Linked DNA regions of Homo sapiens: region 1 is linked to region 2. A link is a loop called in an ENCODE intact Hi-C map of the cell type or tissue named here. Cell type or tissue: heart right ventricle. All regions are shown on one strand.

What was found. Hi-C counts contacts between places; a loop is a spot of excess contacts. Peaks named below come from ENCODE experiments on the same cell type or tissue, not always from the same donor. Only the 100,000 strongest peaks of a DNase experiment are listed, where the experiment ranks them.
Region 1: it touches region 2 in a loop (6-fold over the local background); 2 of 110 quality-filtered maps call a loop at or near these places.

Annotation. Positions count from the first base shown.
Region 1 is chr12:105,673,464-105,681,463 of GRCh38, reverse strand. No RefSeq gene overlaps it. Among named protein-coding and RNA genes, the nearest start is that of CASC18, 27 kb to the left of the region's middle. In heart right ventricle, no CTCF peak of the experiment used is centred here; a DNase peak (open chromatin) is centred at 4,533; H3K27ac peaks cover 4,415 bases.
Region 2 is chr12:105,482,194-105,490,193 of GRCh38, reverse strand. It overlaps LOC105369958 (a long non-coding RNA gene), which reads right to left and starts at 492. Exons shown (of 6, transcript XR_007063438.1): 1 at 1-492. In heart right ventricle, no CTCF peak of the experiment used is centred here; a DNase peak (open chromatin) is centred at 4,713; H3K27ac peaks cover 2,086 bases.

The DNA.
Region 1 (8,000 bases), 190 kb before region 2:
ATACTGTAAATAGAACCTGAGCTAAAACTCAGTTAATTACCTGACCTCCATAAGCCCCTATTTTAACTGGAGGATGACAATGATGTTTTGGGTCCCCTGGTGTCAACATCGGCTCAGAGTCAGTGTCCAGAAGTCCCTGAAATCTCCGACCATTTCTTTTTCCCCAATGCAGAGTTACCGTGGTGAAAGGCTGGAGGTCTCCCTGACAAAAGATGGGACAAAAATTCACTGCATAAATTGTAATGTAGTGAGGTCCTTCCTCAAAGGGACCCAGCCTCTCCTTCATTCAAGGGGATTCTGGGTCTGTAAACTGGCTCAAGTCTGGAAATTGATTGAGGGGCCATGATTCTCTGTTTTTATAATCCAAATTAGTCTTTTGTCCATTCAACCTAGTTTTCTGCTTGTATAAATTAAGTAGGAATGCAGTAGGCTTCCTATCAATTTCACTTCTAGGAACACTGTGAAAGATGATTAGCCAGTGCCAGAGCTCTACATGAGTCAGACTATTCTGATAGCTGCTTCGCCTTTGCTGTCCTTTATGGTAGCTACGCCCACCTTGCCTTTGATGGTTGTGTGCCACCACTTGGCCCCTGCCACTTTGGGATCCAATTATTCCCATTGTATTTAAATTTTGTAGTTGAGTAACTGTGGTTCCCACGTTTACAACTGACACACAGAGAAGAGCAATTACAGGACTCTTCAAAGATGCAAGTGCTGTCCTCACAAATCTATTTCACAAGACATCAATCAAGGGCATATCTTCTGGACCCTCCCAGCTGGGATGAGTAGGTCTAAAGTGACTAATCCACTCCACCATCCTAATCTCCCTAAGATTTTGGATCCCTTCCTCTATATTAAACCAAGGGAGATCAGGCATTCCCAGCTCGTTCACAGTGGGCCATCTTCTAATTCATCTAGTCCATATTTCAGCTAACCAAGCAAATAAACTATTAGAACCTTTTTTGACTCCCTGAGCTTCAACATTAAATGCAGAGTCCCTACTTAGTGGGCCCAAATCAATAAATTCAGCCTGATCCAACTCTATATTCCTTCCACTGTTATCCCACACCCTTAGTATCCATTCCCATGCCTGTTCTCCAGATTTCTGTGTGTATAAATTGGAAAACTCAAGCAGTTCTTTCTGAGTGTAGTGCACCTCCTCATGGGTCACACTCTCAACCTCACCTCTAAGGTTCTGCTGGAACTTTAGTCTAGTTATAAGTCTAGAAGCAAACACGGGTGTTGGTGTTGGCACATTATTTTGCCTGGCAACTCCCTCAGGGGAGGCCATCAGACAGCACAGCATTTATCTGTTGTCTCAGACAGCACAGCACTTATCTCCTCAGACAAAGGTGGAATGGCTGATGGCAGCATGGGTCTGGGAGGGGATGTTGCCACTACTGGAAATGGGGAAGCTGTTCCTTCTGGCAAAAAAGATTCATCAGCATTTACAAACTCAGTGTCCTCACCTTCATCAGGGTCATCCCACACATCCCCATTCCAAGTTGCAGGGTCCCATTCTTTTCCAATCAATGTCCTCACTTTAATAGTAGACACCTGGCGAAGCTGTGCATGCACCTTTTGTTGCAGGTCAGTCACTTGCATGATAAGAGTGTCTGGGGATAATTGTGTCTGTTTTTCCACAATTTCAGCTCTTTCTCTATAGGCAATAGACTCTTACTTAGGGCAATCTTAGCATATTTGAGACTCAGTATCTGTTTCTGAAGGTGGGAGACAGAATCCCTGAGTTCATCATTTTCTTTTATCACTTTGTCCACTGAACTTAGGAGTAACCAACCAGCTTCATTATGTTCCTTGGTTCTCCACATATGGTCAAAGATATTATGTATAGAGTCAGTAAACTCTATGCCTCTCATGAGCATTAAATGCATTTATTTGCATAACTCTCTAAACAGTTCATGTCAATGACTATCAGTGTTCTCCATACTATTAGAAGTCAAGTCCGTAGCATTTTTGGGTCTAATCGTATTAAGAAGCCAACTCCAGAAACCCCAAAACCAATGAGAGAATGCCATCCTTAATATTCTGTTCCTCTAGAACCACTCCTGGTACCAAAATCTGTTTTAGTAAGGGTTCCCTAGGAGGGTAGAACTAATAGGAGAGAGATATATATATAATATATTATATTATATATATATTATTATATTATATTATATATATATATTAATTATTATATTATATATTAATATATTATATATAATATATTAATATATAATATGTTATATAATATACATTATATTATATATAATATATAACATATAATATATATTATATATATATATATAATATATATATTATATATAAATAATATTATATATATACACACACACACACACACATACACATATATATACATATATACCCTATTAGTTTATTAAGTATTAACTTACACAATCACAAGTTCCCACAATAGGCTGTCTGCAAGCTTGAGAAGCAAGGAGAGCCAGTCCAAGTCTCAAAACTGAAGAACCTGGAGTGCGATGTTTAAGGGCAGGAAGCATCCAGCATGGGAGAAAGATGTAGGCTAGGAGGCTAGGCTGGTGTCACTTTTTCACGTTTTCTGCCTGTTTTGTACTCCCTGGAAGCTGATTAGATGGGGCCCACCAGATTAAGGGCACATCTGCCTTTCGCAGCCCACTGACTCAAATGTTAATCTTTGGGAACACCCTCAGAGACACACCCAGGATCAATACTTTGCATCGTTTAATCCAATCAAGTTGACACTCAGTATTAACCATCACAGCCTCTTAAAACTCCACACTAGTGAAATCTTCAAAATTCCATGAGTGGCTATATTTGCTGAGTGATGGTGACTTACTAAGGTTCCAGCCTGAATGGAAAATTGCAAAGGACAAGAGAGTCAGAGTTGAGAGAAGCCACCCTCCTTCCTAGTGGTCACCTCCTTTGTAATCTCAATGGCTATTGGGAGTCTCCCCTGCATCAGCTCACCCAGTCTTCCCAGCAGTCCTATGTGGTAGTTGCTGGTATTTCCATTTTACAAACAAGGGAACTAAGGTCCAGGGACCTTGGCTAACTTGCTGAAGTCGCTCAAATAATAAGTATCAAAGCCTGGGCTTAAAGAGAGAGAGTATGGTTCAGCACTTAAGTTCTTTACCCTAATATTAATGTTGCTTCACATTTAACCACTCATCCAACTACAAGGCGCAAGCCTTCAGCAGCATGATCTCATTAATCCTGATAACAACCCTAAAAAAATCAGTACTACATTTCTTCCATTTTATAGTAGAAAATTAAAGCTGACTAAGGTCAGGCAATGAGCTGGAGGTTCCAATGCAGCAAGTGTCAAAACCAAAATGTGAAGCCACATTTGTCATCTGAGCCTGGCATTTAGACCACTTCAAAATCCTACTTCCCCATGTATAGAGATTATCCCAGAGCCATTAGGTGACACAAGTGCTTAAGACCTAGTTAGTTTGCAAGAAATGAGAGGCCATAATATCTTCCTTGACATGTTTATTTGTTAGGATCCTGATGTGGGGTACTATTGCCTGGCTATGTCCTGGCACTTAGGAAAGGGGCCACGTGTTCAGCTCAGCATATCATGTGTTGTACAATCACCCCCTTTTTGCTATGTGTGAGACATGCACATGACCCCTCCCACTAAGCCTGAAAGGCAATCTGGCTTAGTGGAAAGTACATGATACTTGGAGTTGATCACTGAAATTTAAGAACAAAGCTAGATTTCCTTTGCTCACTGCTGTAAATCTTAATAGATAAACCCTTATGTTCTAGAACCAGACTGCCTCGGTTCAAATCTACTCACAACTTACCCCCTTGCCATTTTGCCTCTCTATGACTCAGTTCTTCATCTGTAAAAAGTGGTTGATAATAATAGCATGTTTATCTCGTGGTTATGAAAACATAAGAAAAACATGTGTGCAAAGACCTGGGGACAACCCTGGCCCAGGGGAAGTGTTGGCACTGAATGCCCTTCCAGCCTTTATATGGTCCCTGGGAAGCAGTGCTTGCTCAGTGCGTATTTCTAAAATGTGGGAATTAACCAGAGCCTGTTCCTCAGCTATAAAGGAGAAGCTACTTCTACCTTCCTCCTGCAGCTGGCTTTTGAGGATTGCCAGTGAAGCATTAGAAAAGCAGCTGGGACCTTACCTGGCATGTAGTTGGTGCCCAGCAAGCTTTCAATGACCCACTTATGATTTCAGCCTCAACTTACTTTTCAGCAAAATGGGCAGGCTCATGAAGGCTCCCTGGTATAATAATGGAGGTCAAAATAGCTGTGTAAGCAATGAAATTCTGTACAAATGTAACTAACATCCCCCACCTCTTCCTCCTCTGCTAGCACCACTCCCTTCCAATCACTCCCTCCCTCCCTCCCTTTCCGGTTGTAAACTGCCCTTCTGTTTCCTGCTGCTTCCTTGCTTCTCCCACCCTCTGTTATTCCTTAGCTGCTCCTGGCCCCTCCTGCCTCCCCTGGATAGATCCTCCAGGCCCAATAAACCTTCCAACTTCTCTTCCCTTGCCCACTGGGCTGCTGGCAGGAAGCCCTTCCCTTCTCTCTCCCCACCCTGTTCCCTTTGGTAACACCCTGTACACATGGGGATTATTGCTCTTGGCAGCAGGTGTCCAGTTGTCAAAAAGACAGATTGGTCTTGGCCAGGAGGAGGTGGGAAGGCAGGTAAGGAAATGAGACTCAAATGGAAAAGGTCCCCTGGCCGGGAACTCTAAGAAATAAGGAGGGTGTGAATGGAAGCCACTGAACCCAGAAGGGTGCGAGAAAGCAAATTACAGATCTTTATCTGGGGTTATCTAGATTCACCAAGGCCCAACTTTTTACCCAGACCACCAAGTACAAACAGGATGCAAAAAAGGTGCCAAGCTAGAGAGGAAGGGGGAAAAGCAAAGGTAAAAGATCACCTACCCTGAAGATTCATTTCTAATCACTTTTGCTTTGCATTTTCTGCCTACAAAATATAGCATAGGATCATCATGAAGATTAAATTAGATAATTACTGTAAGCATAAGGACAGTGCCTGGCACATAGCAAGTACCATGCAAGTATTAGCTAATTGTATTGTTTTTATCATCAGTCATGATAATAATGCATCAAAAGTTCTGAACATGGAGATCACGGATTTTGAAGTCAGAGAGACTGGGTCTTAAATTCTACTTTGTCCACTTCTTGGCTCTGAAAGCTTGGCCCAAGGACAACTTATCTGAGCCTTGGTTACCTAATCTTTGATTATAGCAATATTACCTTCTTTGCCTTGCCTTGAATGGCCCCTGAGAGCTATTTCCTCTCTACCTATGTCTAAGTTGGAGAAATAAAATTAGAGGAGACATCACCTTGTACAGTAACATTCCTGCCCATTGTCCAGGGTCTGTGGGAGTCCAGGGCAGCTTCCTGGGCATGGGCCATCTCTCCCTGGCAGAGACGGTGAGAGAAGAAAGAGTCAGATTGTCAGAAAGATGGGTAAGAAGGGGGCAGTAAGCATGCAGTGTGGCTCTGGTTTCTGGAAAGAACAAAGTTTGGAACCAGAATATCCAGGTCAAATGGCTCTGCCACTCACCAGTTGTATGGCTTTGGGCAGATGATTTGGTCTTCTTGAGCCCCACCATTTTGAAGGCAATCAAATGAAGAAGTATATATAAGCCTGGAGAATTGGTCAGGACTCTCCTGTGGGCAGGGGACAGAAACAAACTCAAAGTAGGTTAAACACAAGATGGGACTGCACTGGCCCCAGCAAGAGTCTGACTGAGGCCGAGTTGCCAAGTCCAAATCACCAGGTTCCCTGACCCATCTGCCAAGCCCTTCCTGTAACTTACTTTCCTACAGTCCTGAGTTCACTCTCCCTCACTCCGTTTTTTTCTATGTCAGTCCACAGTTGTTGCCTTCACAGAGTTTATTCAATTTCCTTTCACTAAAGCTCTGTTTACTTTTGAAGATGCATGCTTTCATTCCACACACTCCACCTCCACCCTCCATAAACTTGGTTCCATGGAAAAGGCAAACCATGGAAATAGAAACCTCATAAACCCCTTGGCCAATACTTTGGCAGATTTTCTTAGAGTTTTCAAACCCTAACCTCTGGTCATTTACAAAGTTTATTCTTCCAGGAGATCAAGCTACATGCAGTGGATGTATATTTTGAGTCCAAATTCCTGAGGGCACCTTTTAGTGACTAACATTTAAACATCATCTTCTTAGGAAGTTTCTGGAAGGACAATCAGATGCAGGCTAACAGATATGACATACCACTTGTGACCCCAGATTCCACTCTGGAAACTTGACCTCAGTCTCCCTGTTGAGCCTTTTTCACTTTTACTTCCTAGTCCATGCCTGACCCACTCCTACCCACAAAAGCACACTATGCAAATAAATCCTGTGTTTCCAGCCATGAAGAGCTATTCCAGGTTCCCCAAACACAGCATGTGCTCTCACCCCTATCCCGATGGGAAACTCTGATTCATCCTTCAACTCTTAGCTCAAGCAAATCCCCCAGGAATATTTGTCCCTTTTCTCTGGTCTCATGACACTTTGACTAAACATATTATACTGTGGCCATTTGTTTGTCTGCTTTTCTTTCTGATTATGAACCTTCAAGGTCAGAAACTATCTTAGTCACCTACTTCCCCCAGCACCTGGTAGAGTGCCTGGTACACAATAGATGCTCAAGGAATGTGTGAAAAATGAAATGCTGGACTGTCTGGGAGGTTATTTCATGTGAATGGGCCTCATACCTCATTTAAGATCTCCTGGTGGAGCTGTCATATTCTTCTTATCTACTGCTGTGTAACAAAACTCCCCAATATGCAGTCACTTAAAACAACAATCATTTTATTATCCCTTAAAGCGTCTGTGAGTTAGGAATTCAGGAAAGGCTTGGCTTGGGGGCTCTGGCTCAGGGTCTCTTCCTTTGGTTACAGTCTGACCGTGGGTGAAGCTGGAACAGGGCCAGGCCAGAGCAGCTGGTAGGTAGAGAGGCTGCAGCATAGGTAAGCATCCCTCTTTGTGGAGTCTCAAGGCCTCTCCATGTTGTCTCTCTCCATTGGCTACTTGGCTTCCTGGCAGCATGGCGGTCTCAAGGCAGTTGGCCTTTTTATATGACGCTGGAGACTTCAAGGGTGAATGTTTCAGTGAGCAAGGCAGAATCTGAACCACTATGTATGGCCTAGATGCAGAAGTCACCTAGTGTCACTTCCACTGTTCTCTGCTGGTCAAAACAGTCACCAAAGCCTGTCCAGTTTCAAGGCAAGGGGATACAGACCTCACTCTCTCTAGGAAGAGTGTTACCGAATTTGCAGATGTATTTTAAAACTGCTACACTTAAATGCAATGTGGACAACAAAAGGACATCAATGGAAAAACTGGTGAAATTGAATAAAGTCTAGAATTCAGTTAATAGCAGTGTGTAAATGCTAGTTTCTTAGTTTTGATAAATACATCATGGCAGTGTAAAGGATTATGGGAAATTGGATACTGGGTATGTGAGAATGCTTTGTTCTATCTTCGCAAATTTTCTATAAGCCTAAAATTATTAGGAAAAAAAATTTAATTTAGGCCAGGTGCAGTGGCTCATGCCTGTAATCCCAGCCAAGGATTTAGGAGGCCAAGGCAGGAGGATTGCTTGAGCCCAGGATGTAGAGGCTGCAGTGAGCTATGATTGAACCACTGCACTTCAGCCTGGGCGACAGAGTGAGACCTTGTCTCAAAAAATAATAATAATTTAAAAGAGAATGCTGGCCGGGCACGGTGGCTCACACCTGTAATCCCAGCACTTTGGGAGGCTGAGGCAGGCGGATCACGAGGTCAGGAGATCGAGAGCATCCTGGCTAACACAGTGAAACCCCGTCTCTACTAAAAATACAAAAAGAAATAAGCCGGGCTTGGTGGCAGGCGCCTGTAGTCCCAGCTACTCAGGAGGCTGAGGCAGGAGAATGGCGTGAACCCGGGAGAAAGAGCTTGCAGTGAGCCGAGATCATGCCACTGCACTCCAGCCTGG
Region 2 (8,000 bases):
TAGGAAGAAAGATTGTCAACCAAGTGGAAACACAGTCACCATCAAAATTCTGTAACAAGAAATGCCTCAGCAGATGAGCTCTTTGTAAAATGAAGAGGCCTTCTACACCAAGATATGGATGTTTGAGATCTAGCTTCATATGCATTGCAAATCTGACACTCCTACATATATTTAGGCACAAAACAAGAGATTCCATTATATATAATCCAGTGTTAATCATTTGCCATATCAGAAAGGTAAAGGACAATTCATTCACGCATCCATTCATTTAACAATTATTAATTGAGCACTGTGCTAGCTGAACAATTCAGATTTGTTGCATGAACTCCCAGAAATTATAGTCTGTGGGAGATGTGAACTTATAATTAGGTAATTACAATAGACTGTGTAAGTACAATGATAGAGAAGTGCAGACTGCTACAAAGTTTAACCATTTTAATATAACAATACTAAACATGCACATATTTACTAAAATAATCTCAAATTATATAGATCAAAAATTAATAGAACTATGGGGAGAAAATCAGCAAAACCATCATCTCAATGATTGATTGATCAAGCAAATGAAAAAACAAAAAATGCAGAAAATCCTAACAATCCATTGACAAGCTTGATTTAAAGACATATTTAGAATCCTACTTCCAATAATTAGAAGATGTGTGTCTCAAACACACATAAAACATAAAACATTTACTTTAAAATTGCCATGCAGTACTTAAAGTCTCAATGAATTTTTAAAAATGAGTATCCTATAGTAGATATTTTTTAATTACAATGCAATTAAGTTAGACATCAATAAAAAATTTAAACACACTTGGAATTATAAAAATAAACTTATAAATCACTCATGGGGAAAAGAGAAGCCAAAACGGAAATTCAAAAGTACATAGAACTCAATTGTAACAATAATACTATATATTAATACTCACAGGGTGCAATGAAAATAATACTTCAAAACAGGTTTATACCCTGAAATGTTTATATTAGGAAAGAAGAAAGGCTTAAAATTAATGAGCTGAGCAACCAACTAAAAAAGTTATTAAAAGAATAGAATAATAATACCAACATAATATAAAACAAAAACATAGGGAAAAAGGTCAACAAAGCTGGAAGTTTGTTCTCTGAGAAGACTAAAGACACTGATAAACCAGTAGTGAGCCTGATCAAAAGCAAACAAACAAACATATAAGTAAGAAATATTAGGAATAAAAGAGGAATATAACTATCATACAGACTGAAAATAAGTGAATATTTAATATTAATACATTTAAATTTAATGTTAATAAATTTGACGTATAGATTAAAATATATAAATTCCTAGGAAAGCTAAATAACCAAAACTGACTCAAGGAGAAATCAAAACCCTGTATAATCTTATAACTGTTGAGGGAATTTAATCAGCAATATAAATCCTTCTGAAAAATAGCCAGCCCAAACTATTTCATAGAATACATTTCACAAACTTTCAAGGAACAAACCATTCAAATATTCAAATTCAAATATCTTTTCCAGGTAATTGAAAAGAAAGAACATTCTACAACTTATTTTGTGAGGCTAATATAATACTGACACCAAAAACAGACAAAGAAGGTTTAAAAAAGAAAAATTATACATCAGTCTTACTCATGAACACAGATGTGAAATTTCCAAACCAAATAGTATAATAAAAAAATTTTTTTAACTATAACTTTGTGACCAGGCTGAACTATCCAAGGAAATGCATGGGTAATTTAACATCAGAAACTTTATAAATGTAATTCAACACATAAATAGACTAAAAGAGAAAAAAAATTATATTCTGAATTCCCCAGAAACAAAGGATAAAGTGTGAGTACTTTTCTGAGGCATGAAAGCCAGAGAGCAAGAGTGAGCGGTAAGAAGAAAGGAGAGTCAGAGAGGAAAGAAAACTAACACCAAGACAAATTATCAAGCCGCTGCTGCATGAGTGACGCAAGCCCATGGGACTGCATGAATGGCCACGTAAAATGCATTTCAGCACTGTCTATACAGATAAATGACAAATCCTTTTTCTCAATGAATAAATTTTGGTGAGTGCCAAATGGTTCTCATACTGTTTCCCACTGCGCATCAACAGAGACAGGAAGAGGCATGCAGTGAGACCCAAAGGTTAATTGCTGTCAGGGTGCACCTGTGTGAAACTGATAAGTGCTCACACAAAATTGGTCACTGCATCAGTGGCTGAAATAAGAAAAAAATTAAGGCTGCGCAACTCTGAAGTCATACATGGGAAGTGCCCAAAGCACCATATAATCTTTTCAGTACAAACAGAAAAAGCCTTTGATAAAATTCAACAAATATTCATAATTAAACAACAATCAAAAAAATCTCTTAGCAAACCAGGATAACAACAGAACAAAGTTTCATAACCTCATATAGGATACCTATTAAACCTGTAATAAGCATTATTTTAATATTTGATATTTGTAAAATGTTAGAATTATTACAATTAGAATCAGGAAAAAGACAGATACCATTCTCACTACCTCTTTTTCACACTAAACTGGAAGACATCGTATAATCCTCCAGGAAAAATAAATAAAAGGCATAAGTATTAAAAAGAAAGAAACAAAACTCTGTTAGCTGATGATATGATTGTCTATGTAGAAGACCCCATTGAATCTGCAGACAAATCAGTATAAATGATGAGAGATTTACAAGGTTACTAGATCTTATGTCAATTTTCAAAAACCATTTTCATGTCTACACACTAGCAACAAAGTTAGAAAATTTAAATTTAAAGATATAGTTTACATTTACAGATGAAATAATATCATGTTTGGGATTTTCTTAATCATAATCTTGGGAAGGGTAGGAAGAGAACAGCTGTCTTCTCACATCATGCCACCACCACCACCTCCACATGGTCATCACTACCATCTTTACTAGCATCCTCAGGGCAAATCACTGCCACTTCTACCTGCTCTCACCATGATCACTGCCATTACACCATTACTGCTATCCTATCACAGTCATTGCTACCACTGCCACCATCACACTGTCACCATCATCTGTACCATCTCTAGTACCATCCTTTCTCAAAACATTAATACCACCATTGCCACCCTCACCATCACCATCACCACTGTATTGTTTACTACCATCTTGACTACAATCCTGTTACTGACATCTTGATTACCATTGTATGGCCACCATCACCACTATCAGCAGCAATGCCATCTTCACTACCATCCTCATGGTAAACCATCACCACTGTCACCACCATCATGGCCACCACTATCACCAATCTAAATGTCTCTGTCATCATTATGACATCATGCTGGAATCATTACTACCACAACCATCACCACCATCTCATAGTCCCCATCATTACTACCATCCTTACAAGCAAACCATTACCAGCATGACCAACATCCTCATCATCACCATCATTATTACTTCCATCGTGGTACACTTGGGCTATCACTACCACAACCACCATCAACTAGAGCTAGGTGTCCCTCCACTGTGCTCCCAAAGCCTGTTGCATGCATTGTTCACACTGCTTCATAAAACCTGTGTACATGTTGTCTCTCTCATTGAGTGGTGACCTCTTCAAGAGCAGGGACAAGAACTCATTTTATTACATAGTTCCTACACCAAACACAACACCTGGCACATAGAAAGTACCAAATCAGTATCAGTTGAGTAAAGGAATGAATGAATAAATGAAAGCTACTATAAATAATAATAACTAACAATCACGTAAGGCCTTCACGTAAAGCTCACAATAATCCTATGAAGTGGGTAGTACCACCCTTGTTTTTTTTTCAGACAGGGTCTCACTCTGTCACCCAGGCTGAAGTATAGTGGCTCAATCATAGTTCATAGCAGTCTCAAACTCCCAGGCTCAAGCAATCCTCCTGACTCAGACCCCTAAGTAGCTGGGACCACAGGTGCACACCATCACACACCCAGCTGATTTTAAAAAAATTTTTTATAGAGACGGGGTCTCATTATGTTGCCCAGGCTGGTCTCTAACTTCTGTGCTCAAGCAATCCACCCACCTCAGGATCCCAAAGTGCTGAGATTACAGACGTGAGTCACCCTCCCGGCCTACCCCTATTTAAGGATGAGGAATTTGAAGGTCAGTGACTTGCCCAAGGTCACATAATTAGTAAATGGCTAAGCCAGAACATGAGCCCATTTCATCTGGCTCCAGGGCCATTGTCACTACCTGCTGTATTATAGTTTGCCCCAGCTTTTCCTTATATTTCTAGCTGCAAGGTATAATCATGGAGGGAAAGCATTCATCTCATGGGAACCTCAAAATCCTTGGAATGTGGATTACCTAGAGCCTACTTGTCAGCTTAGCTACCGTGAGTTGGGCTGTGCCTCTGAATATGACTCCCTTGAAAAATATCCCCAATTCTCAGGGAACATTTTCAACTCTGGGTTGAAAGTTGATAGTTTGTGCTTGTTTCTAATGAGCTTCCTGTCTTAGAAGGGGAAAACAAAGGCTATCTAATAAACACAGCTGATTAGCAAGCCTTGAAATATCCCAAACTCCTAAGAGAGGAAAGCCAATTGTGTGTGAGGGTGTGCAAACTCACGCGGGGCAGTATAATTGAAGGAAGCTCTCAAGGAGTTGGTGTATTTCAGAGGAATGTATCATCCGCTGCCACAAAGCTGGGCTCCCTGACCCTGGCCTTGGTTTAGCTCCTGGAAACGCACTGCAACAGGACGGCATGTAACTATCAGTGGTGACACATTCAAAACATCCTCTGCACATTCCAGCACTGCTGGGGGTGGGGAGTGTCTACAAGAAACACCTGATTTATTAAGAAATCCCTACTCCTTTAAGCCAAGATATGCTAGCGAGGCTCCACAATGACTTGGCAGCACCACAACGACCTTGCACACTCACCCAGCTTTGCTTTCTGAGCGGGACTCCCAGAAGAACATGTTCCATGGTGCCCTCCTTGCTCAGAGACTCTACTTCGGCTCAGCTACAGTATGCAAGCCACAGCCAGCAGCATCGTGCTTACTTATTTGCTATTGGGTTAATTGGGTATCATGCATGGTACTATTTTTCTGCATTGTCTTAGCTGATATGACAACCCAATCAACCAGGTTGCCTTTGGATCGTTATTTTATAGACAAGGTAACCAAGTGTATTAGTCTGTTTTCACACTGCTGATAAAGACGTACCCCAGACTGGGAAGAAAAACAGGTTTAATGGACTTACAGGTCCACATGGCTGGGGAGGCCTCACAATCATGACAGAAGGCAAGGAGGAGCAAGTCACGTCTTATGTGGATGGCAGCAGGCAAAGAGAGAGAGCCAAGTGAAAGGGGTTTCTGCTTATAAAACCATCAGATTTCATGAGACTTATTCACTACCATGAGAACAGTATGGGAGAAATCGTCCCCATGATTCAATTATCTCCCACTGGGTCGCTCCACAACACAAGGGAATTATGGGAATTATAATTCAAGATGAGATTTGGGTGGGGACACAGCCAAACCATATCACCAAGGATAGAGAACTAAAGACTCCACCAGGGAGTTGTAGGTCGTCAGTGCTGCAGCCCAAATTTCAACCCAGGCCTTCGGACTCCAGAGACTGTGGTTGCAACCACTGTGCTGCACTGCCTCCCCAAAGACTTAATTAGAGGGCCCTTCAAGGGAAAGCTCCAAGTACATGTGAAAAGGGAACTCTTGCAGGCCTCCATTCTTCTGAACATGCACACGTTAAATGGAAGTGCAAACTTTCCAAGTAACTTCTACGCATTTCGTTTAAGGTTGGTGTGTGTGTGGCAGTTCTCCTTGATGGGTTGTAAATGCCCTCAAGGCAGGAACTGTACATGATATCTTTTGTGTCTCCCATACCTAGCCAAGTGCCTGGCATAGAGCAAGTGGTCTGGAAGTGTGTTTTTAAAGAGGGGAATGAAGATGATGATCCTAATGAAATGATGCTGCTCTCTGAGCCCTGTGGTTGTTTTCAGTCTGGCCTCCCACACTGTCCTGCAGGCAGCCTATACTCCAGCCCCATTGATCACCTCCCCTAGTCCCATAGACACACCCACGCTTTCACATCTCTGTGACTTTGCCTACGATGTGGCCTCCACCTGGAATACTGTTCTCTGCTCTCTCACCTTTCTTTAAAAGCCCATCTCAATGCCACTTTCTCAGGAGACTTCTATGGGTCCCTCCTGCAGCTAGAAATAATCCCTCATTCTGAACTCCCACAGTTCCTGTTAGTTCCTTCCTGTTCTTTCCCTACCCCTTTTCATCTCAGAGGGTTATTGTGATGCTGAACTGAGATCATGTTCAAGGAAGCTCTTTGTAAACCAGGAGGCACTGTCCAAACATGAGGGCTTATGAGGGCCCAGATCTCATCAACTAAAGAATGATATGGTCAACAGTGTCCAATTCTATGCTGCTCAATACAGTACTTCACACACTCAAGGAGCATTTGCTGAAAGCCTGGTGTTTCCCAAGCTGGTCTTGAACTTCCAAGCTCAAGCAATCTTCCTACTTCAGCCTCCCAAAGTGTTGGGATTACAGGCATAAGCTACCATGCTCAGCTCAAAAAACAAAACAAAACAAAACAAAACAAAACACACTTCTTGAATGACAGAATTGCACCACGGAAGAGAAGGAACAGAGTTTGGTGAGCAGGTAGCAAGCACCCCCTTCCCTCTGCCTCTCTCTGCACAGCATCCCCCAAGTATCCCCCAAACTTGCACACACCCACATACATAACACCACTCCCACTAAATAGACCCCAGACACCACAGCCTTCCAAAAACTTCTATTTTTTTCTATCCTTGCACATTCTGCTTCCATGTTCTTCAGCCCCTCCCAACAGCCCCCAAGCTTCGTGACTCTTCTAGCTCCACTAAACTATTTCCCTCTCCAAGTACTAAAATGCTAAGTATTTATTTTAGGATGGAAGAAAATTACAGCCTGTAATTAGCACATTTTTTGAACATATTGCCTAAACCACTGCTGTGTGGTGGAGCCAAGAACAAGCAGTAGTAAAATTAACAAGGTTTATTAAACAGAAGAAACCATTCAGAGCTGAGCTAATGCAACAATCACATGGAAGTCCCTCCTCTCTCCTGGGGCAGCTCTCTCGATCATCCCTTAAAGAGGAATGACACTCTCCTCTGAAAGCCAAACTATGCATGTCACAAACAGGGATCAGGGAAGAGAGCTGGATTTATAACTCAGCTCTAAGATCCATGAGCTGTGTGACCATAAGTTAGTCAAACAACCTCTCTGAGTCTGTTTCCCACCTACAAAATAACGAAAACCTGTCTGATATACCTGATAAGTAACAGGACTACTATCTTCACATCCATGCATTCAGGATCTAATACACTAATACATGCTAAAATGTTTTCTAAACTTGAAGGCCTATATCCTTTTAGGTTATTATTCAACATTTTTCTCTTTCTATCTTCTTTCTCTCTCCCCAACAACTCTCACACACTCCTCTCTCCAAGGCCTTGGTGTAGGACTGTGTCAGCTAAATAGGAGGGGTGACTTTCCCTAATTTGAACAAAGATGTCATATGGGTGAGTGGTCCTAATCTGGGATGCATGGAATGGAAAGCAACAGAATCACAGGGGAGTGCTAACAACATCACCTGGGGCAGATGGGAATGGCTTCTGGCAAAACGCACCATTTGAACGAATTACCTTTTGGAGAAGTCATTTGCCAGGGAGAGAAGGTAGGAAAGGGCCTTCCCATAAAAGGAAAACTCATTGAGGAAACACAGAAATATGAAAACCTACGGCCAGTTTGGGAAATGGCAAGTTGGTCCTTCCGGCTGAAGCCGTAGGAAGGTTGAATAATGCTGAATGCTGGGAATTTATTAGATGTCTAGTCATGCATTTCTTAAATATCTCATCTACTGAGTGTCAGGTCCTGGGTGCTAGGCCCTGAAAAGTTTTTAAAGGATTGTTGAGAGATATTATTCAGAAAGAAAGTAAATGTCCTTCTAATTGTGAATTCCAAGAGTCTTATTTCTCA